Linked DNA regions of Mus musculus: regions 1, 2, 4 and 5 are each linked to region 3. The links are chromatin loops, found by intact Hi-C in ENCODE. Cell type or tissue: heart. All regions are shown on one strand. Links, peaks and the distances in the headings refer to the core of each region. The heading gives the core; the rest is flanking DNA. Region 1 overlaps B230217O12Rik (RIKEN cDNA B230217O12 gene). Region 2 holds the start of Afap1l2 (actin filament associated protein 1-like 2). Region 3 overlaps Afap1l2 (actin filament associated protein 1-like 2). Region 4 overlaps Ablim1 (actin-binding LIM protein 1). Region 5 overlaps B230217O12Rik (RIKEN cDNA B230217O12 gene).

Evidence for each region. A loop is a pair of places that touch in the nucleus more often than their neighbours do. Peaks named below come from ENCODE experiments on the same cell type or tissue, not always from the same donor. Only the 100,000 strongest peaks of a DNase experiment are listed, where the experiment ranks them.
Region 1: it touches region 3 in a loop (4-fold over the local background); 5 of 42 quality-filtered maps call a loop at or near these places.
Region 2: a loop joins it to region 3, with 5 times the contacts of the local background. A loop is called at or near these places in 21 of 42 quality-filtered maps.
Region 4: it touches region 3 in a loop (2.7-fold over the local background); 18 of 42 quality-filtered maps call a loop at or near these places.
Region 5: a loop joins it to region 3, with 2.8 times the contacts of the local background. A loop is called at or near these places in 3 of 42 quality-filtered maps.

The regions. Positions count from the first base shown.
Region 1 is chr19:57,342,814-57,347,128 of GRCm38, reverse strand. The region is part of intron 1 of B230217O12Rik (RIKEN cDNA B230217O12 gene); the gene reads left to right. Among named protein-coding and RNA genes, the nearest start is that of B230217O12Rik, 16 kb to the left of the region's middle. In heart, for the core only: no CTCF peak of the experiment used is centred there; a DNase peak (open chromatin) is centred at 2,258.
Region 2 is chr19:57,006,295-57,010,609 of GRCm38, reverse strand. It overlaps Afap1l2 (actin filament associated protein 1-like 2), which reads left to right and starts at 2,035. Exons shown (of 19, transcript NM_001177797.1): 1 at 2,035-2,459. The coding sequence starts at 2,444. In heart, for the core only: CTCF peaks have their summits at 1,959 and 3,061 (motif pointing right); DNase peaks (open chromatin) are centred at 1,959, 2,149 and 3,079; H3K4me3 peaks cover 1,477 bases; H3K27ac peaks cover 1,736 bases; H3K27me3 peaks cover 3,214 bases.
Region 3 is chr19:56,917,874-56,922,188 of GRCm38, reverse strand. Afap1l2 (actin filament associated protein 1-like 2) reads left to right here. Exons shown (of 19, transcript NM_001177797.1): 11 at 1,601-1,812; 12 at 4,062-4,207. Among named protein-coding and RNA genes, the nearest start is that of Vwa2, 46 kb to the right of the region's middle. In heart, for the core only: a CTCF peak has its summit at 2,407 (motif pointing left); DNase peaks (open chromatin) are centred at 211, 1,748 and 2,358; H3K27me3 peaks cover 201 bases.
Region 4 is chr19:57,134,584-57,138,898 of GRCm38, reverse strand. It overlaps Ablim1 (actin-binding LIM protein 1), which reads left to right. Exons shown (of 26, transcript NM_178688.4): 5 at 4,191-4,315. Among named protein-coding and RNA genes, the nearest start is that of Ablim1, 79 kb to the left of the region's middle. In heart, for the core only: CTCF peaks have their summits at 732 (motif pointing left) and 2,453 (motif pointing right); DNase peaks (open chromatin) are centred at 268, 2,458 and 3,988; H3K27ac peaks cover 654 bases.
Region 5 is chr19:57,356,369-57,360,683 of GRCm38, reverse strand. It overlaps B230217O12Rik (RIKEN cDNA B230217O12 gene), which reads left to right. Exons shown (of 3, transcript NR_040316.1): 1 at 1-670. Among named protein-coding and RNA genes, the nearest start is that of B230217O12Rik, 2.4 kb to the left of the region's middle. In heart, for the core only: CTCF peaks have their summits at 514 (motif pointing right) and 2,079 (motif pointing left); DNase peaks (open chromatin) are centred at 1,312 and 2,153; H3K4me3 peaks cover 1,155 bases; H3K27ac peaks cover 1,520 bases.

The sequences.
Region 1 (4,315 bases), core at 238-4,237, 420 kb before region 3:
TGCTCTAGAAAGAGAGTGGTGTCATGTGCTCTACAAAGAGATAGTGATGTCATGTGCTCTAGAAGGAGAGAGTGATGGCATATGCTCTAGAGAGAAAATGATGTCATGTGCTCTAGAAAGGGAGTGATGTCATGTGCTCTAGAAAGAGGGTGATGTCACTTGCTTTAGAAAGAGAGTGATGTCATGTGCCCTAGAAAGAGAGAGTGATATCATGTGCTCAAGAATGAGAGAGTGCTGTCATGTTTTCTAGAAAGAGAGAATGATGTCACGTGCTCTAGAAAGAGAATGATATCATGTGCCCTAGAAAGAGAGAGTGATGGCATGTGCTCTAGAAAGAAAGAGTGATGTCACGTGCTCTAGAAAGGGAGAATGCTGTCACGTGCTATAAAAAGAGAGTGATATCATGGGCTCTAGAAAGAGATAGTGATGTTATGTGCTCTAGAAAGAGAAAGTGATGTCATGTGCTCTAGAAAGAGTGAAGTCATGTGTCTAGTAAGAGAATGATGTCATGTGCTCTAGAAAGGGAGAGTGATGTCATATGCTCTAGAAAGAAAGAGTGATGTCATGTGTCCTAGAAAGAGAGAGTGATGTAATGTGCTCTAGGTGGAGAGTGATGACATGTTCTCTAGAAATCAAGTAAGGCCATGGGCTCTAGAAAGAGAGAGTGATGTCATGTGCTCTAGAAAAATATTGTGATGTCATGTGTGCTAGATAGAGTGATGTCATGGGCGCTAGATAGAGAGAGTGATGTCATGAGCTCTAGAGAGAAAGTAATGTTATGTGCCCTAGAACTCGAGTGATGTCCTGTGCTCTAGAAAGAGAGTGATGCCATATGCTGTAGAAAGAGAGAATTATGTCATGTGCTCTAGATAGCGAGTGATGTCATGTGCTCTAGAAAGAGATAGTGATGTCATGTGCTCTAGAAGGAGAGAGTAATATGATATGCTCTAGAAAGAGGGTGATGTCATGTGCCCTGGAAAGAGTGAGTGATATCGTGTGCTCTAGGATGAGATAGTGATGTCATGTGCTCTAGAAAGGGAGTGATGTAATGTGCTCTAGAAAGATGTAGGAAGCCGCCCTCACATTCGCCGTTGCAAGATGGCGCTGACATCCTGTGTTCTAAGTGGTAAACAAATAATCTGCGCATGTGCCAAGGGTAGTTTTCCACCCCATGTGCTCTGCCTTCCCCGTGACGACAACTCGGCCGATGGGCTGCAGCCAATCAGGGAGTAATACGTCCTAGGTGGAGAATAATTCTCCTTAAAAAGGGACGGGGTTTCGCCATTCTCCCCTTTGCTCTCTTGCTTTTGCTTTTGCACTCTTGCTTTTGCTCTTGCGCTCTTGCGCTCTGGCTCCTAAAGATGTAAGCAATAGAGCTCTTGCTCTGGCTCTTGCTTCTTGCTCCTAAAGATGTAAGCAATGGAGCTCTTGCTCTCTTGCACTCTTGCTCCTGAAGATGTAAGCAATAAAGCTTTTGCCGCAGAAGATTCAGGTTTGCTGCGTTCTTCCTGGCCGGTCGCGAGAATGCGTGTAAGAGAAAGAGAGTGATGTCATGTGCCCTAGAAAGAGAGAGTGATGTCATATGCTCTAGAGAGAAAATGATGTCATGTGCTCTAGAAAGAGAGTGATGTCATGTGCTCTAGAAAGAGAGAGTGATGTCATATGCTCTAGAAAGAGAGAGTGATGTTTGTGCTCTAGATCATCTGACCATAAAGCAACAGCTAGTTTATAAGTGGTGTCCTATTCTATTTTTCAGCCGTGCCAGTAAGCAAACAGAGAGTCTTGTGCTAGCTCAGTAAGAAACCAGTCACTGAGCTGTATTCCCAAACTGAACACTGATATAAATTAATACTAGTAATTACTCTGTATTTGACTTGTTGATGACAGATAAACTCAATGCTGAGGAGAACATATCCAACTAGACATTCAGGCTAACAGGGGAAGGACAGAACCAGACAGAGATGATAGCTACGTAATTTTGAGCAAGAATTGACACCACAGTCTGGTTCGCTTTCCAACAGCCATTTTGTCATGTGAATTTTACCTCAACAAGAAGTAAAGTAGGTGACCATGTGACCATGCCATACTGTTGTGGGACTTTCTTCAGTGGCCTTCAGTACTGTACCTGCTTGTCTGTAACAGAAAGCACAAGCCTGCCACTTGAAATCTGTCCATGAGAGTGAGGGTTTTTTTTAAGCCACTGTTCAGGCAGTGACCTGCCAAAGCAATGGCCTCTGAAAATCTAATCTGAGGGTGGAGGACTGGGGAGCTGGCTCAGTCCTCAAAGGCTGGCAGTGTAAGAGTGAGGCCTGGGCTGGACCTGCATCAAAAGCTGGGCACAATGACGTCACACACAATCCCAGTGCTGCAGAGGGAGACAGGTGGGAATAACTGGATCACTGAAGTTCACTGTAGCTAGACTAACTGCAGCAGGTTCCCAGGCAATGTGAGAGGCCTGCCTGCCTCAAAAGCAGTGGCTGAGAATGACTTAAGTTCCTCAAGGATGACCTCTGACCTACACACACGCACACACACACAGAAGCTCACATATACATGAGTATATTCACATACGTGATCACATGCACACACACATCCACACTCACATGTACACATTCATGCACTCACATATATATACACACACAGAAACACACACACACATGAGCACATGCACACACACACATGCATGCATGCAAACACACAAAATCTGATTTGAAGTGCAAATAAAGTAAAGACTGGAGGGACGTGACAAAAAAATCGGTGGGACGGTGTTCTAGACATCCCGACAAGGTGACCCATCTCTTGGGATGACTTGATCGGAGAATTGGAAGAACAGAGGGTTCTTATGATAGCACAAGAGACTGAGTTTCCTCTAATAAAGTTAAGTAATTTTGGTGGTGAGCAATTCAGGGGCTGAGGTGGAGCAAATAGGCAGAGACAGAGAAGTCAGGAACAGAAAGCTTTGGGGCAGGAAGGACCGACCACAAGGACTCTGAAGCACTTGGCAGGATAGACGTGGACTGAGGGCAGCTGTAGGCCAGGTGGATGTCAGGGAGCTAGCGGAAGGATGTGGCCAGGAAGTGTATAAATGGCAGTGTTTAGGGGGCTGTGGTTGGTACAGTCAAAGGGCTCAAAGGCAAAAGTCATAGGGATCTTTACAGGAGAGCAGGAAGGTGAGTCTAGTGGTGGCATGGCGGGGGGGAGGGTGAGAGGGCACCAACCAGAAAGGTCACGTGACTCAGACTTCACTCTGCAGCAGAGAAAACTGAGGAAGAAAGGACATTAGCTAACCCCTGAGATGTCCTCAATGCTCCCTGCCTGCAGATGCTCACAATCTTCCCACAGGGTACCAGGATCTGCTTGTGGAAGGTAGAACACAACAGAACCGATGCTATATTGCATGTAAGACTGGACTATGCTGTTGCAGGCTCTATCTGGTTGTTCTGTTATCAGTTTTGGGAGAAGACAGCTGCCACAGCTTAAGGCAGTCTAAGGACAGGCCCCTAGGGTAAGGAACTGAAGTTCTTGATGGGTTTGTGAGGGACCTTAGCAGTAGTCTCCAGCCCAAACCAGCCTTCAGATGACAGAATGCTATCTCATGGCTCCTTTGGCATCTCTTGAGACTCCCTGAGGAGACCAACTTAGATGCAGCTGAGCCAACCTACAGAAATCGGGAGATTATACACACTGCTTGTCCTAATCTGTTACATTTGGAGCAACTTGTTACGCAGCAATGGATAAATAAGAGTTGTCGTCATTTATGCAAAACCACAAGGCTGATTAGCAGTCAGTTTGAAGTGGGTTCCTAACTCTCAATGTTCTGTTAAAACACACCTTGTCCCAGTGTATATCCAAAGGGCCTCTCTTTCCAGTGATGGCCATCTTTTGATACATATGCAGCTAGAGACAAGAGCTCCGGGGTACTGGTTAGTTCATATTGTTGTTCCACCTATAGAATTGCAGATCCCTTTAGCTCCTTGGGTACTTTCTCTAGCTCCTCCATTGGGGGCCGTGTGATCCATCCAATAGCTGACTGTGAGCATCCACTTCTGTGTTTGCTAGGCCCCAGCATAGTCTCACAAGACAGCTACATCTGGGTCCTTTCAGCAAAATCTTGCTAGTGTATGCAATGGTGTCAGCGTTTGGAAGCTGATTATGGGATGGATCCCTGGATATGGCAATCACTAGATGGTCTATCCTTTCATCACAGCTCCAAATTTTGTCTCTGTAACTCCTTCCATGGGTGTTTTGTTCCCAATTCTAAGAAGGGGCAAAGTGTCCACACTTTGGTCTTCGTTCTTCTTGAGTTTCATGCGTT
Region 2 (4,315 bases), core at 129-4,128, 88 kb before region 3:
GTTCTTGGTTCCAGGTGTCTGACAGAAACTCAGTGCCTTTCCTTTGTGAAAGTTACAAAGTTGCCAAGGGCAGAGAGGTTCAACAACACCCAGGAGACCACAGGGAGGGCTGGCTGCCTGGAGTTCCTCTTGGTAGTTCTGCCATTTCAGTTTTGTTCTGGAAAAGGGTTGTGAATTGCAGGTTTAGATCGACTTGAACTGCATTTTTAATATTTTGTATGTCTGGAGAGGATTCAGGGAAGCTATAACCAGTTTGGAGACAAGGAAGGGTTAATGAACTTGGCAAGACACGGACGAGAGCCTTGCTGGCCTAGAAGGGGGTGCCATGCTTTCTTGAAGGGCAGAAACAGGTGTCAGAGGATTTGGGGGAACAGCACTGCCCAGTTAATGTCACAGGAAAGCCTGAGGTAAAGGCTGTGAGGGAAGTAGGATTTGGAGTCAGGAAACCTGGGCTCTGCCTGGTTTGTGTCCTGACTCTGTAAAATTACACAAGTCTCACTTCTTTGTGTGCTCGTTTGTAGAGTGGAGACCCTTTAACCCTAGGGGTGTCAGCCAGGGCCAAGCTTTCTTCAGCCTTCAGTGTGAAGGTTAGCTCGGAAGCCCTGCTGAGTGGGGCCTGACCTGCTCACTCAGCTTCAGCAGGCAGGGCAGGAGTCTGGCCAAAAGTGACCAGTGACCACAGACTTGAGGCTTCTTTTCCAATACTGAGCATTTCAAAGAAAACCCAGGGCTCCACTGAGAGTAGTCTGGAACCACCACAGAACGGAGGGTGTGTGCCCTGCTGGGCCATTTGCAAGAGGAAGAAAGGGGTAGGAATGAGAACACTAAGGCAGAAACACAGCTGCTCGACTGTTTGAGGGCTACTGTACAGGAGGCCAGCGGAATACCTCTTCCTACCCTGATTCTCTTGGGAGATGCCCATTCTTGCTGCCAACTGTGTGTGTGTGTGTGTGTGTGTGTGTGTGTGTGTGTGTGTGTGTGTACTTGCATGTGTGTTCATGTGCATGTGGCATGTGGAGGTCTCTGACCTACACACATAAGACTTGGAAGTAGGCATCCCTAGGGCTCCTCCCATGTGACTTTGTCCACCCCCTTCCCCCTAAACTTGTTTATACTACAGGAGACAGACAGCGACCTGCTACCTCAGGGTGAATGGGCAAACTGAAAGGCTGGGGTTTTGCAGCCCTGAGCGAGGCTCCTGGCTGGCTAGGAGGGCTCTGTTCACGTGAGCTGCTGCTCTAACTAGGAAAAGTGTTTGTGCAGATCGCTGGGCGGAAGATCTGCAGAGATCAAAGCTGACTCTGCTGCTCCAAGGAAGCATGAAGGGGGCTCTCGGAAAACAACAAACCTTCCCTAAGTGTATATTCCGGGCCTTTGTCGAGAGTCCAAGCATGGTTTAAAAAGTGAAATCCGAAAGTTTAAAAGAAAACGTAGCCGGGCGTGGCGGCGCACGCCTTTAATCGCAGCACTTGGGAGGCAGAGGCAGGCGGATTTCTGAGTTCGAGGCCAGCCTGGTCTACAAAGTGAGTTCCAGGACAACCAGGGCTATACAGAGAAACCCTGTCTCGAAAAACCAAAAACAAACAAACAAAACAAACAAAAACCCCATAATCTTTGGAGAGGATTTAGGAATTTGGAAGGATTGGAGGGAATCAAAAGAAAAGGATTAAATGTGTTCCGAGGTGAAAATAACCTCGGACAGGTGCCATCTTTTCTTGAAGACCAGGCTTGCTGAGGAGGCTCCAGACACTGTAATCCTCCTCAGGAAAGCCTAGGCTAAGACGCCCATAAAATCTGGGCTCAGGCAGCAGGCTACAAGGAGGTCATTTCCTGTGCTCTAAAGTGTGCACGATGTACAGGTGCCAGGCAAGGTGGACTGAAAGCCGGCCCCCAGCGGCTTCTAAATTCAAGGAGCTAATCCAGGAGGGCCCAGGATGTGGGCGCACTGGCTTGATGGATCAAGCAGGAGGCGCTCTAGGTCCGTCTCCACCTCCCCGCTGGCCCTCAGTCTCCTCCTCCCGGCATTGGGTTCGCAGTCTCAACACTGGAGAAAACAGATCTTGGTGGAGACCTACGGGAGCTCGCTGTTCCCGGAGTCTTCCCCGGGCTTTGAGGACGTCCCAGGCTCTTTCTTTCGCGCCGCCGCCCTCGGGCCAACTTGGAGGAAGTGATCTGCGTTCGGGACGGGGAGCCCAGTGCGGGGTGCGTGAGGACCAGAGCGCTGATTGTCCTGACCGGCTGTGGAGATCCCTGGCGGGGTCCAGGGCGGCTCGGGTGGAGTCAGGATCGGAGGGCTAGGGGCGCGGCGGCCACTCCGGGAGGTCGGGCGGCGAGCGTGACTTCACTGGGAGGGGCCAGCGCTCAGCGGGGGCGCGGAGCCCAGCGCGGAGTCCAGCGCGGAGAACTCAGCGCGGAGCCGATAGCAGCGCACACCGTGCCCGGGATGGAGCGCTACAAAGGTGAGGGCGCAGGGCGCACCTACTTGCTCCGGGTATCCCGGACTCAGGTGTCCAGAACGGACAGTCTACGCCCAAGGGACCGCAGCCCTAGAGAGGGCGACCGAGGAGTCACGAACAGGGCGGTGGGCTTCTGGGCGTAGAATGCCGTCCGTGCTATTTGATACTCCTGGGCCCCTGGGGCAGAGGTCTCTGCTTGGAGGTCAAAGTGAGGCTTCTCACCTGTTGGAGAACCGAGGGTGTGTCCTGAGCCATCCCGTCACCCCCAGTTTCAGTTTGCCTTGGGGAAAAGATGTCTACAGTCGAGGGGGGCCCTAGTAAGGTCTCAACAGTAAGGGGCTGCTGGGGGCAAAGGGGCGAGTTGTAGGGCTCTTTCTATGGATGCTGCCTTGTTGAGGGGCTTCTTGCAGATTCCCGGAAAAGTCTTGTCCGGTAGCAGAAAAAACTCCTAATGTGGTGGGGTGGCGTGCTATTCTGTTCTTGACAAGGTCCGTCTCTCTACCACTTTGTAACCTGCCTCGCCATGCCCTTTGCGGATCCTGCACCCCAAAGCTGCGTGGGGGGGGTGTGAGTTAGGAGCCCAGTGGACTGCCCAGCAGGTGGAGCGCCCGTAGGCGTCCTGGCAGCTGAGCGAGCTTGGATTTGGCTCTGGCCAGGGATCTTGGCCAAACCATGGTGGGAGGGCCGGTCCGGATATGCCCGAAGGGTTTTGGAGCCCCAGGGCTGGAATCCAGAAACCTCAGATAGTAGGTCCTTTGAAAAGGGGGTTCAAGGTGCTGCCCCTGAGGCAGATGCGTCGGTGCGCCCCTACATGCCTCCCTCTGGGAAAAGGGTCTTGTACTCGCTCTTTTTAGGGGTTGTCTAAGTTAAGCCTGCAAGGGGAAATTCTGCCTCTGCACTTATTTTCCCATGGGAGGGTAATAAGGCAAACGCTCAGGTTGCCAAGGAATCTCGATCTCCCTCTATGGTTTCTTATTTATGGAACTCACATAAGGGAACTGTGCGGGCAGGCTTTAGTTTCCTAACGTAGTCTTTTTAGTGACTCACCTGTGAATGCAGGGTCAGGGCTCTGGAGTCAGCGGGGTAGGGGAGGAGCGCCAGGAGAAATCACTTAGCCTCTCTCCCCCGTCTATCCGGGAGGTCTTGTCTTAGTTCTGATGGAATCTGGTCAGTTTGTGAGGGAAAGGCTGAAGTTGCCCTCATGCAGTCTCGAATATTGGCGGCCACAGCCCCTCTCTTGGTAGAAGAGAGGCGGCTCTTGCTGCTCCCCACTTAGGGAGGGAACCTGGGGGCGAGGAGGGGGAGCCGATTGGGGCCTTGGGCGTCTCCTCACTGGAAATCCCGACTTCCAAGGTCGCTTCAGCTCCTTGGATTGTGACATTGAAGCAGATGTTGGCCCCAAATAGAAGATCCAAATTGCAAGCTTCTTTGCCCAAGCAGCAAACTGGTTCAAGTTAGAGACCAGGCAACAAGTGGGCAGCTGTGCATCTAGGATTTGTGAGCAGGTTTTTTTGGTGTAGTTTTTGAATTAGTTCTTTACTGGGTAAAATCTGCTTAGTTTATCTTTCTCTCCTGGGAGCTGAAAATCTCATTCTCTACTGGGATGAGTTAGGGACTTCCAGCTAACTGAAGGGAACTTGGTTTCAGGTCAGAGCGTTTGTGTTTTGGAAATAGATCTATGTCTTAGAGATCAATGTCTTAGAGATCAATGAGTGTGCTGACTTGAGAATTGCCTGGACTGTAAAAGAGAATACATGGGATGTTCTTCAGCTCCACTCTGGGGAAACAGGACTTCAAATCTCACTGATGTCATGCTGCTCATATCTGCTAATTTTTCTGGGAAGAGTGTGGGGACCCCC
Region 3 (4,315 bases), core at 55-4,054:
AGACAGGCCAGGCCTAGAAAATATCCTGGTATGGAACCTCTTAATTCCAAGGTTGGACCTTGGGCTGCAATCCTCTCTGGGCCTGGAAGCCACCCCCACCTCCACCTTGCTCACCTCTGGGCCTTTTTCTCGACCCCACTCCCGGGCTCTCTCCTGAGCCCCTGGTTCTCCTGTTGCTTGAGGAAGGCAGGGTAGAAGACAAGGCTTTTCTTTGGAGCCTTCTGCTTCCCAGGCTAGGGTGTGGCCTACTTCTGCCTGTCACTGCCGCCTCAGGAAGCAGAGTGTACAGCCTGGGAGACTGGTCCTAGTGCACACTGGGATGTGACTGGATTGCTCATGGAACTGTTTTATCTTCATGCATAGCCTCCTTCCCGGAGGCTGTGACAGTGAGAACAGACACCCAGGGACTTAGCTCTCACTTCACCTGATCTAAACGTCTCTGGGGCTGTGATAGGCACAGGAGCATCTGTTTGGACTTTAGCTTCTGCTCTCTGGATCCTCAGCTTTGATGTCTTTTCAATGTGGTGTAGAAATGTATGTGAGCCCCACTGTCTATCAGGAGACCAGCTCTGTATGGGGCTGTCTAATCTGCTTCACTGCCTGCTTAGCTGTCGAGGACTCAGAGATGCTGCCAATCACTTAGAACTGAGCAGCTCTACTTCATAAGCCTGTGTATTTGAGAAGGTTAGGCTCAGAGAGGAGACAGCCCATTACGCATCTCCTCTAGGTGTGCAGGAAGCCTAGAGGCCAGGTTTTGCTCATCTTTGTTGCCTGGGGACAAGGCTCCATTGGTATATGGCAGCAGTTCAATAAACGTGGAGAAGCTGAACAATCCGTGAATGAGAAAGGATGTATCCTGGGTATACCCTGGTGCTATAGCTTCTGGGTGCTACAGGGGGGAAATGGGGTCCCCAGTCAAAAGGCTAAAAGCTCCAGTCCTAGGTCCTGGAAAGGCATGTGTCCAGCAGAGGAGGTTGGCACTGAAGCAGAGCTTTGCTGCAGTAGGCCCTACATGTTCTAACAGCAGGTAAACTGAGTCAGGGCTAGAGAAGACATAGACGCACCTGCTCAGGAGGAAAGAGGAGGGTTGGGTGTTGTGGGTAATGTCTGGACCACGTATCAGGGAAGTAAGAAAACTTGAGGCAGCAGGTTTGACTCTAGAGCCAGGAGATTTGACTTGAGACCAGACGTAGGGGGTTGCCTGCTGGAACCGAGAGGCCTGGAGGTGAGGTCTGGTAGAGGACCCGTATGCTGTACAAATACTCACCAGTCCCAGGCTAATAGAGGACAAAGCCCACTTTCCTCCAGCCATACTTTTGCCAAGAACTGGGATAGCTATACTGCCCTGCCCTGGAGTGCCAGGAAGAAAATAATATACTCTGAGATTGACAGATGTCATCTCTGCGATGACATATGACAGGTTCCGAAATGGGTGACACCCAAAGAGACCCAGTGGTAGTGCCACCCCTAGACCCTGTGGTCTTCTAGGTCCCCCTGTAGCCACATCCCTGCTGAAGAATGTCCCGTTAGAAGAGTTGTTCTCTGCGGATGCATGTCTCCTGTGACCTCCTCCTCCTCCTGTCTGCATGTCCTTCTGCAGGCTACCTGAATGTGCTGGTGAACAGTCAATGGAAGTCACGCTGGTGCTTCGTTAGAGACAGCCACCTGCACTTCTACCAGGACCGGAACCGGAGCAAGGTGGCCCAGCAGCCCCTCAGCCTGGTGGGCTGTGACGTGCTTCCAGATCCTAGCCCCGACCACCTGTATTCCTTCCGTATTCTCCACAACGGCGAGGAGCTAGCCAAGCTTGAGGTACACTGACTGTGGGGCAGGCAGGAAGGACGGACAGCCAAGGGCGGGCGGTCTCTTGGCTGTCAACTGAAGTACTGAGGACCACGATCCCACTAAGAGAGGACCAGTGGCTTTTATCTCCATTATCTACAGCTGTTTATGCTTTTAAAAAAAATGTCCATTCTTGTTCAGACCTCAGGATGGGTGGCTTTGTCACAGGGGTGGGACCACAGGCTTCTTTCTGTACAGGGCACTCCGGGAGTACTTTTAGCCCCCATGGTGCCAGAGCAGAGTCTGAAACTCAAAAGGCGTGCTATTTACTGTGTATGTTACCAGCCACAAGAACCCAGAGGCCCGGTTCACAGAAATGAGGGCTGCTGGAATTTATCTGAGATCAGGACTTGCTCTGCGATACAATTACATTTCGGCCTCTCCCTGCCTTTTGGTTTCATGCACTGTTAAAGTTACAAAAACAAGAGATGACATAATACAAGCTTGCTAGGAACCCCACAGGCGGGGCTGAGGTCCTACACACAAGCAAGCACTTGCCCATTAACTCCTGTCCACTTAGGACTTTAGCCACCGGCCTTCCAAGTCCGCTCCAATGCTGCCCCCTAGTGACTAAACCGTCCACACCAACAATGGCCTCACACAGACAGGTCCATCCACTCATTTCGCATTAGCCAACTCCTTGGATGAGGGAGAGAACTTGTGTCTGTCTTCACAGAACTTATTTTCTATTTTGGCAGTGTGATGACATCTGGTGACACAATTAGTTGTTTAGTTACAGTTTCAGGGAAGGACTAGGGCACGGTGAAGGTGACCTAGACCACCAGGAAGCTGCTGCACTTGCCCAGTGTAGGAGCGGTGGCCTGGAAGAGGTCTCTAAAAAGCAGTACTGAGAAATCCAATTGGAAATCAAAGGAGAAAGGAAATCTGTATTCTTTTTCCTGTGGCTGTGAATAAGTGCCTGACAGAAAACAACTCAGAGGAGAAACTGGCTTGGCCCTTGGCTTTAAGAAATACACACAGCCCATCATCCGACAGAGGAAGGCATGGTAACAGTTACAGCCCATCCTCCGACAGAGGATGATGGTAACACCTTGTATCTGCAGTCAGAAAACAGGTGCATACTGGCCTCAGCTTGGTGCTCTTTCTCATTCAGCGCAGGCCCGGGGTCTGTCAGGATGGTTCCAGGGGCTTTTCCTCTCTTCATATAAATCTATATGGAAACATCCTCATGAACATGCCCAGGGGCTGGGCAGTGGTGGTGTACACCTTTAATCCTGGCACTTGGGAGGTAGAGACAGGAGGATCTCTATTAGTTTGAGGCCAGCCTGGTCTACAGAGTAAGTTCCAGGACAGCCAGGGCTACACAGAGGAACTCTGTCTTGAAAAAACAAACAAACCAAACACCAAACCTGCCCAGAGGTGTGTCTCCTAGGTATTTCCAAATCCAGTCAATAAGAAACTGAGGACGAGTGCGGCACCAACAGAAAGTTGAGTTTGGTTTGTAGCTGTATCTCCAGAAGGATGGTAGGACTGAGCGGCCTGGGACCAGAGAGGTAGCTAGTTTTGCTCATAAAAATAAGCCTATGGCTTTTATACAATTCTATTTTCTTGTCACAAAGGCAAGACATAATATTGACATTTGAATAGAAACGTTCAGTGCCTACAGTTGATTGGGATGCACCCCTCCCCCCCAAAAGGAAACACCAGATTTGCTGGGACTCAGTAAATCAGGATTTCTTGCTCTTGTATCAGGTCTTTCAGATTCTTCAACTTTATTGGTGTCATAAAATAAAACCTGAACATGGAAGTGTCTCAGCACTCTCCCATGCATGGGTTAAGATGATAAAAGGGACAATTACTGTCTATGGAAGAGTCTACCTACAATGTATACAGTTATTCAGTAACCAACAGTTTTAGCACCTCCTGATCGATAGCTCTTGATAATCTTTTTTTTTTTTAAACCTTGAGAATGTAACTATTAGCTTCTAGAAACTCACGTCTACAGTCTCATGTGATGCTCCCCACCGATGTCTGGAGTGTCACTGAGGTGTCACTATGGTGACAAAAAGGAGGTGCCACTGCCAGAAAATGCTATTTAGGTTCGCTCGGGGACACAATGTGCTGGTAAAACTGAGGGTGCCCTGAACAGGTCTCATACTTGATGGCAGGGACCGGAGTGAGCTATCCTGGCCTAGAGGGAGGGATTGGCCAGGATAGCATGCCTTCCTTATTCGAGACTCTGCATGTCCTTCTCCTAGGCCAAGTCTTCAGAGGAGATGGGCCACTGGCTAGGCCTCCTGCTCTCAGAGTCGGGCTCCAAGACTGACCCGGAAGAGCTCACCTACGACTATGTGGATGCTGAAAGGGTTTCCTGTATTGTGAGTGCGGCCAAAACCTCTCTCTTGTGAGTAAGAAGAGGCCTTTCCTTGTGTGTCTTTTAATCCAGCCTTGCTTCTAGACCTGGTGGGTAGTAGGGCAGCATGCCCACTGGGAGCTCAGGGTCAGTCGAGTC
Region 4 (4,315 bases), core at 257-4,256, 220 kb before region 3:
CAGGCTATGGCTTTGTCCAGAGAACAGGGGTTTTTGCTGTAGAGTGTACCAGAATACTCAAGCCAGCTGGTGTGGGGTGATAGTATCTTACCTAAGAGACTGAAGGCCTCTTGAGCTTCCCACTCATTCTTGCTCACTGGCTGGGCTCAGGCACCTGGGTCACCTGCTATGTTTTAGGGGAGGCACACTGGGCAGGGCATGCTGGGTCCCAGTGTTTTAGACATCACCTGTGAGAGAGTCCCCAGACTCAAAGAACTGAAGGCTACATGGCCGGCTACATGTCTGCACAGCCCCCGGCAGGGGATCAAAATGTTCCCTCCCCATCCCCCACCCCCAGGCTGTGTAGTAACTTCTTTCCCGGCTCTGTGACGCGTGGGCATCAGGGGCCAGGAGAGAGCAAGCTCGAGCTGAGATGAAGAAGCCCAGGGTTTAGTCTTAGCTCTGCTCCCTAACCAAGGAAGGAGAGAGGCCATTGGGTAGCTCACCTCTACCAGGTCTTGTGTTGTGCACAACCTTGGGATGCATCATAGCAGGTGGCATTATTGTCAGTAGCTCACACATGATGGGCTTCCTGCAGTGAACCACAGGCAACTCTGACAGCCTCCCTAAGTCCAGCCATCTCCATCTTTGAAATTTATTTTGCAACAACAACCAAAAAGAAAAACAAAACAAAACAAAACAAAACAAACAAAACAAAAATCCTTATTTGTCTTTCTTCAAACCATTGCTGCCACCTAGTGGTAATTATTAGAAACAATGGAAATTTTCAGTTCAACTTGAATTAAAGTTCCTTTTTTTTTTTTTTTTTTTTTTTTTTTTTTTTTTTTTTTTTTTTTTGAGGAAAGGACTTAAGAGGAAAAAAAAAATCAGAGTTTTCCAGGGTTTGGGGGAAGGAGGGCTGAGTAGGTAGAACTCAGTGTGTTCAACTCAGAGTGCTGAAGTTCTCCTGCTATTCAGCGTGATACTATAATCCCTGACGCCACTTTAAACCTTCCAAACACTAATCAGCTGTGGGTGTCAGCAAGGCTCCGGTGGTCGATATCAAGAGTGGCGGAGGCTGAGCATGTGGGAAGTGGGAAATCTCTGCACTCTCGATTTTCCTGTGAACTTAGAACTTAGAGTATATTCCTTTTTAAGATGGACCGCTATAGAGTGCGGTAGGTGTGGATGTACATATATGTGTGCACGTGTGTGAGTTTGTATATGTGTGTGTGTGTGTACACAGAGGTCAATGTTGGGTGTCTTCCTCTATAGCTCTCAAATACAGTTTTGAGACCAGATCTCTAGCAGAGCCAGGAGCTTACCAATTGGATGGACTGGCTGGCCAGCAAGTCCCTGGGATCTGTCTGTCTGTCTGTCTCTTTCCCTGTCCCCCTAGCCAGGGTTATAGATGGACACTTCCCACACTGGCCTTTTGTAAGGGTTGTTCTGACCCAATGCTAGCATGGCAGGCATGCTGATCAAGACATCTCCACAGCCCCGACTGCTTTTTAAAACTGCCCATTAGCCTTACCCTCCCTCCGTACTGTGGCCTTTCCATTTGAAGACTGTGATTTAAAGGGCGTGCTGTGGCTTTCCATAGAACATTGCCACACGTAAGATTTAAATATTTATGATGACATATCGGGCATTTGAGAAAACATCTATTATTAACTTTAGGACTGTCTTTTCTCACAGCTTAGAATGGCCCATACAAATTCTTATCCAGTGGCTAGCGAGATGGCTCAGGATTAGAACCACATAAGGATCTTGCAAAGGACTCAGGTTTGGTTCTCAGTACCTGTATGAGGAACTCCAGGTCCAGGGGATACCATGGGCCCCACATGTACCTGTACATACATGGTACACATAAACTCAGCTAGGTACTCACATGCACAGAAGTAAAACAAAAATCTCTAAATAAGGACATTCTCACCCTACTACTCAGAACTTATATTTTTAACTCTTTGGATACATATTTTTGATTTTTCACATTCTAGTGGTTTTAAAAAAAAATCAAACAACTGGATCATGTGAAGAGACAGATAAAGCCCTCCTCCACAGGGGGCCGGTTTCTTAAGGGTTTCTTCTGGGTTTCTCCAGAAACATTCTATTCTGGGAGGAGAACACCAGTGTTCTTTTTAAAGTACATTTAGTTAGAACGCACACACACACGGTGGGGGGGGGGGGTTGTTGCAAATGTATTTCTACAGTAAAATTTTGGGCATGAGTTGTTGGGTCTAAAGCCAAGTTAACAGCTGCTGACCAAGATGCCCAAGAACAAAAGAAACAGGCTATGTTAAGATGCTGAGGCAGAGAGGAGCCACAGCCATCTCTGGATGGATTTTCAGAGTGTGTTCAAGGTTGAGGTTTGTGCTGGGTCACTCCAGCGGGACAGGTTGGTGACTCAGGTCTGGTACGAGAAGAGAAGCTGGTCTAGAAGTGCCCTTTCCAAAGAGACAGTTACAAATGTGGCCAGAAGAGGGGGCTGTCCTGTCACTTTGTACGTGGGACACTGTGTCTGTCTTAGTCTAAACATGGCCGCTGAGTGGCCTTGCCTGGATGCTGCTCTTTTCTGTTAGCCTTGTTTGTTAGGGCGCAGTGGCCACTGCCGGCTGGTGGCGTTTGCTCTTGTTTCCTCAGACACAGGGATTTTGAATGGTTGTAGGGTTGATGTTAATTTCAGTGAACTCCCCGCTTTTATGTGTCTCTGCGTTAACACACATGTATTCTGCTTCCCTGACCCCATGGCGTGTGCTATAATCCACATGATCTCAGCACCTTTAGAAACAGCAAGTATTACTCAAGGGCTACTTTGACAGGCAAAATCGTGGTGCAGGACCAGGCCAGCTAACTCCGGCGTCCATAGTCTGCTACATTGTGATGGTCAGCATTGATTGACAGCTTGACAGGATCTAGAACCCACAGGAAGACACAACTCTGGGCATGACTATGAGGGACTCTCTAGATTGGGTTGACAAAGGTGTGAAGACCCTCCCTAGTTCGTCGCCTGGGTCCCTAAGTAACATAAGAAGTCAGTGAGCTGAGCCTCCATCTCTCTCTGCCCCCTGACTGCCATGCAGTGTGACCAGTTACCACACCCTCAGGTGTGGGGAGCGGGTGTGGCGGCAGTCCCAAAGGCGCCAGGGACTGCAGCTAAGTCATATGACTTGCACCTGACTTCCTCATATAAGACACAAACATCTTGAGTGCTGCGCAGGTGTACCAGGATTCAGGTGAATCCAATTTGGTGGAGATTTGCCCCTGCTGCACTGATTAGCTGAAGCTGCGTGCCTGGCGAGGGGGCGTGGCCTGCTGTGCGTGGATGGGAACTGAGAGTATATAAGAGTGAGAGGCCCGGGTTAGAGGGAGGATTATTATTCGAGAGAGGATTACTATTAGTGGGGGAGATATAAAAACAAGGGAGATATAAAAACAAGGGAGATATAAACAGGGGAGATATAAACAAGGGAGATATATAAACAAGGGAGATATAAACAGGGGAGATATATGGAGAAAGAAGAAACAGGACTGAATAAACGTGTGCAGAAGGATCCTGTAGCAGCGTCGTTCTTCCTGGCCTGTTGAGCGCGCGCAAGACTCAGGATTAAGCCTTGCTCTTGTGAGCTGCCATTTCCTGGGCTTCTTGTCACAGCACCGAGAGAAGTAACTAACACTCGTGCCTTCCAGGAATCTGTCAAGGACAGATGAAAGCTAAGGAATTAAGTCATTTAACCAATAGTGGAAAGGCTGGCTTGGGTAGATAAGGAAGTAGAATTTCATTACAGATTTGAGAATGACGGACAGTGCTCCTAAAACCACCCACAGAGATGAGGGGGGAGGGGCTCCCAGTACGTGTGCTTATCGGCTTCACATGTGTCCTCAATTAAATAAAAGCCTGCGAGTGCTTGCTTAACGTCCTAGCCAAGATGCCATAATTAAATAGTCTCTAGGCCAACTGGACCCCAAAGGGTGCCTAACTCCTGAGGAGCCAGCTAGGAGATGAAGGACATTCATCATCTGCTGAGATCCACTGAGGTCTGAGCAGCTGCCTGGCCACGTGAGGACAGGTCCTGAGGGATTTAGTGGAGAAGATCTTATATAGGGAAATGAGACCTTAGTCAAGAGCCGCACCGTGGGTCCCGGGGACCGCTCCTCCTCAGGTTTTTCCAGGGAAATGGCAGTAACCGTGGGCTGCTGCTCTCTTCCAGACTGCGCCGGCTGTGGAAGGGACATTAAGAACGGACAGGCGCTGCTAGCTCTGGACAAGCAGTGGCATTTGGGCTGCTTCAAGTGCAAGTCCTGTGGGAAGGTCCTCACCGGCGAGTACATCAGC
Region 5 (4,315 bases), core at 212-4,211, 440 kb before region 3:
AAATACCAGCATCCCGAACGCAAAAAACGGACAGCGGGTCCACGTGCTAGGGATTCGACCGCATCCAATGCAGGTGGGAAGATCCCGCTAGACTAAAATAGCTTATCCTTATCAAAACCCGGAAATGCCAAATGGACACGTGGGATGAGGGTTCGGTTAAATAACGCAGGATGGTGGCCTACAAGGTTTCAGTGTGTTTCTGGAAAAGGAAATAATATTCAGGATGCCTAACACCGATGAGTGAAGCCTCAAGTTAATGAGCCCTGGGCTGGAGGCTTCCTAAAACACTATGCAAATGTGTATTAAACAAGGCGTAGAGGAAACACTGACCATTTTAAGATGGTTGATGCAACTTCTGAAAATCTGAAGAACTTTGTTTCAAGCTGGTATTAGCATTTCACGAAAAGGATCGGGGAGTTCTGCATTAGGGTGAAGTAGATTTCTCATTAACATGGATGAAAAATACCTATTGATAGTATAATTCGTTGAGCAGAGGGCAGAAGAGGGCGCCGCAACTCTGAGCAGGGTTGAGAAGCCTGTTTGGATCCAGCTCTGCCATTCTGGGCCGTGAGGTTACCAATGTAGCAGTGAAGAAAGCCGGGGATCACAGGCTCTCCTCCTTGTTATAACATTAGTAACAACACAAGAGGAGAGGAAACCAAGAGAGAAGGTAAGGGGAGACTCGAGTCTTTCTCATGCTTTGGTTGTTTGCTTCTGCTATGCTCAAAAGCAGGTAAGCATAGCCTTGCTTTCTGTAAACTAAAACGCTGGCAACATCCTCTGTTATTTGTTGGACATTGAGCTGTGTTCCTTGCCACGTTCAAGGTCCTTGTTCCTGCTCCATCCTAGAGCACACAATGTTTGTTGTTATTATTCATACTACTTATGAGGTTTGGTCAGTTTATCAACCATAATAATTTTCCTGGCTAATTACATGGCAGTTTGTATTTTCACAATGTCCTGCAGCCACAACTTGTGTAGGGAGTGATGTTTAGGCGGGCTACAAGTTGTGTGTGATGGATATTTAACTTTGCATACTTATTATAAGCACAATAAAATATATGTTTGGCTATGGGTTAATATCAATACTCAATGATTTATCTGCCTGGTCCCTAATTTCTAAGACGCACAAGTTAGCTAGAACTGTAACTGAGCCAGTAGGTAGATTTCCTACTCCCGTTCCGAATGCTGGGAGAGGCACTAATGTAAAGCCAGTAGGTAGATTTCCTACTCCCGTTCCGAATGCTGGAGGAGGCACTAATGTATAGCCAGTAGATAGATTTCCTACTCCCGTTCCGAATGCTGGAGGAGGCACTAATGTATAGCCTGCCTAGTGCTTGGATGCAGTTGTTGATGCAGTTGGACTCACCTCAACCACTGCTTTGAGGAAACCCAAGAGGAGGCTCCCTTTACCCTTGAAAACACCCTAGGTGCCTGAAGTACCTCAATTGGAACCTCCTGTATTTATTCTATTAAGCCCATAATAAATTTAGTTCTTTATAAAAACGGGACTGGAGTATTGTTTTGTGGCTAAGAACGTTTGCCGCTCTTCCAAGGTACCAAGTTCAGTTCCCGGCACCTGTGCCCGGTGGCTCACAACCTCCTGCAACTCCAGTTGGTTCCAGAGGGACCAACACCCTCGTCTGACTTTTGTGGGCATGTGCACACGTGTGAACTTGGAAGAAGCGTACACACATCCAAACACAGGGAGACTGGAGAACTGACACCCAAGTGGGCAGGAGCCAAGAAAAACGGGAACGGCTAGATGATACATATTTTCAGCGTTTGACGGTTTCTGGTGCAGTAGAAGGATGTGGGGGGAAAAAAATGTAGCACCGTTCCCCTCACAAGGCCTGATGAACTGAGAGTAAACGAATTCTGCCTCTATAAACCCCAAGAACACATTGGTCAGGAGAAGAGATGGCAGCAGAGCTAGAAGGGCAGCTGAGGGGTTAATGTGATGCACCAGTGAAGAAAGGCAGGGATGAAAAAAAGGTATCAATTCCAAGAACTTGTCCCGAGTTAGAGACCGAAAGCGTGGTTTGAAACGTTCCTTGTGGACTGCTGTTTGAGCACTTGGTTCCACCTGGTGGCGCTGTTCGGGGACGTTGTAGAACCTTTAGGAGCTGGAGGCTTGCTGGAGAAGAGCATGCTGGGAGCCTGGCTTGGAGGGCTATTGTTTGGCCCCACTTCCGGTTCCCCTTGGATCACTCAGCTTCCTGACTGCTAGGCTGGCCCCAGCCCCTGCTGCTATGCCTTCCCGCCTCGGTGGACTGTGTAGTCTCTGGAATCATAAGCAAAAGTAAACAAACCCCTTTTCCCCAAGTTAAGTTGCTTCCAGCTGTGGTTTTGTCGCGTTGACTGAAGGCAACCAGAAGAACGGGTACCTGAGCAAATGGCACAGCCAGGTTCCAGGGCAGGTGAAGTCTGTTCGGGATCTGGGGGGTCCTCCCTGCTCGGGGGGGGGGGGGGCTCACTGCGCTTCTGCAGACCTGGCATAAGATCTACTTAACTCAGGAGAGGCTAGAAATACCATATTAGGAGCATGGAGAGAAAAGAATGAAGTCCAAAGAGACTGTGAGACAGACACAGCCCTCACCCTCCTTGTCTCCTAGAGCAGGCATATCAGCCTGACCCTGCCAGATGGAAGTAGGAGAGGATAGGTTTCCTGTGGAGAATCTGAAAAGACCTGAAGAGATCCTGACAGGGAACCAATTGCAGAGCTCCTGAGCTCTTGCGACACATGCACAGGGTGCTCCCTCAGCCTCTGATCCTAAATGGATCAGATACCACGGGGCCATCAGAAATGTGAGGAATGGTTTCATCAGAAGAGATGAAGTTGTTTTTCGAACGGATGGAGACTGAGACCCAAGGAAAAGCACTGTCACTGCTGTTCTCCAAGGATAAAAGATGATACTTCATCAATAGCGAGAGTGAGCTGCTATTTCTAAAACAGCATCAGAGAGCAAAGAAGCAAGAGTAAGACACAAAGTTGAAAATTAGTATAAGATGGAAACATTTTCCACTCTGTTTGCTAAAGACCAGAGAAAAGCCAGGTGTGGTGGTATACATCTATGATCCCGAAGCTCTCGAGTCAGGAGTTCAAAGCCAGCTGGGGCTGCATCCAGCATTCCAGACCAGTCTGGGCTACCCAAGGCCCCATCTGTCCTAGATAGGCTTTCTGTTGCAGTGATAAAACACTTGCTGAAACCAGCTTGGGGAGGGAGTGGTTTGTTGTAGCTTGTAACTCTCAGAGAAGATGGCCAGCAGGGGGTGGGGGGATTATGTTGATGAATGGAATATGTATGTGTTTGAGCAGATTTTCTAGAGAACAGGGACGTTTGGTAATGGTGGTTGTGGCGGTTGCAGGGAGAAGATTGTTAACACCAAGAGTGAACATGCAGTGTAGGAGCCGGCAGTCGACCTATGTGGTGCAAACATGGCATTTTCAAAGCCTTTACACGTGTACCGTGTGTGCTAGTTCATTTACGGCAACCAACAGCATTATCATATTGGAAAGGTGAAAGGATCCTTAGGTGGTGAGATGGTGTGTGTGTGTGTGTGTGAGGGGGGCTCTAATTCTTCATCATCTCAGGGGGGACACAGCAATTGCTGAAGAGATGGGTTGTGGGTGCTGAAGATCACATTATTGCTCTTGCGGAGAACCCAGGTTTGGTTCTCAACAGCCACGCGGTCGTTTACAATAAAACCTGTAGCTCCCAGCACAGGATAACTGATGCCTTCTGGACTCTGCTAGCACCTGCAGAGATGTGTGCATATGCATGCACACACACATACACACACACACACACACACACATACACACATATACACACACACACATACATATACACACACACATACACACATACACACACATACATATACACACACATACACACACACATATACACACACACATACACACACACACACATACATACACACACACACATGCACAACGTAATAAAATAAGGGCTGGAGGAAAGTCCCGGAAGAGTACTGGTTGCTCTGCCAGAGGACCCAGGTTTACCCTCAGCACCCACACAGTGGCTCACAACTGTAACTCTCTTTCCAGAAGATCTGGCCTCCTCGGGCACCAGGCCAGCACATGGTACAAAGGCACACGTGTAGGTAAAACATTTGTACACCTAAAAGTAAATAAATTGCTTAAAAGCCTATTCTTCAAGAAAGGAAGTAAATACTGAAAGCATCCTCTCCCGGTGTTGAAAGATGGTGCCGCCGTGAAACAGGAAACAGGGAGTTTGAAGGAAGGACCTTGCCTCTCACAGCAAGCCTTGTAAAAGCTCTGGGC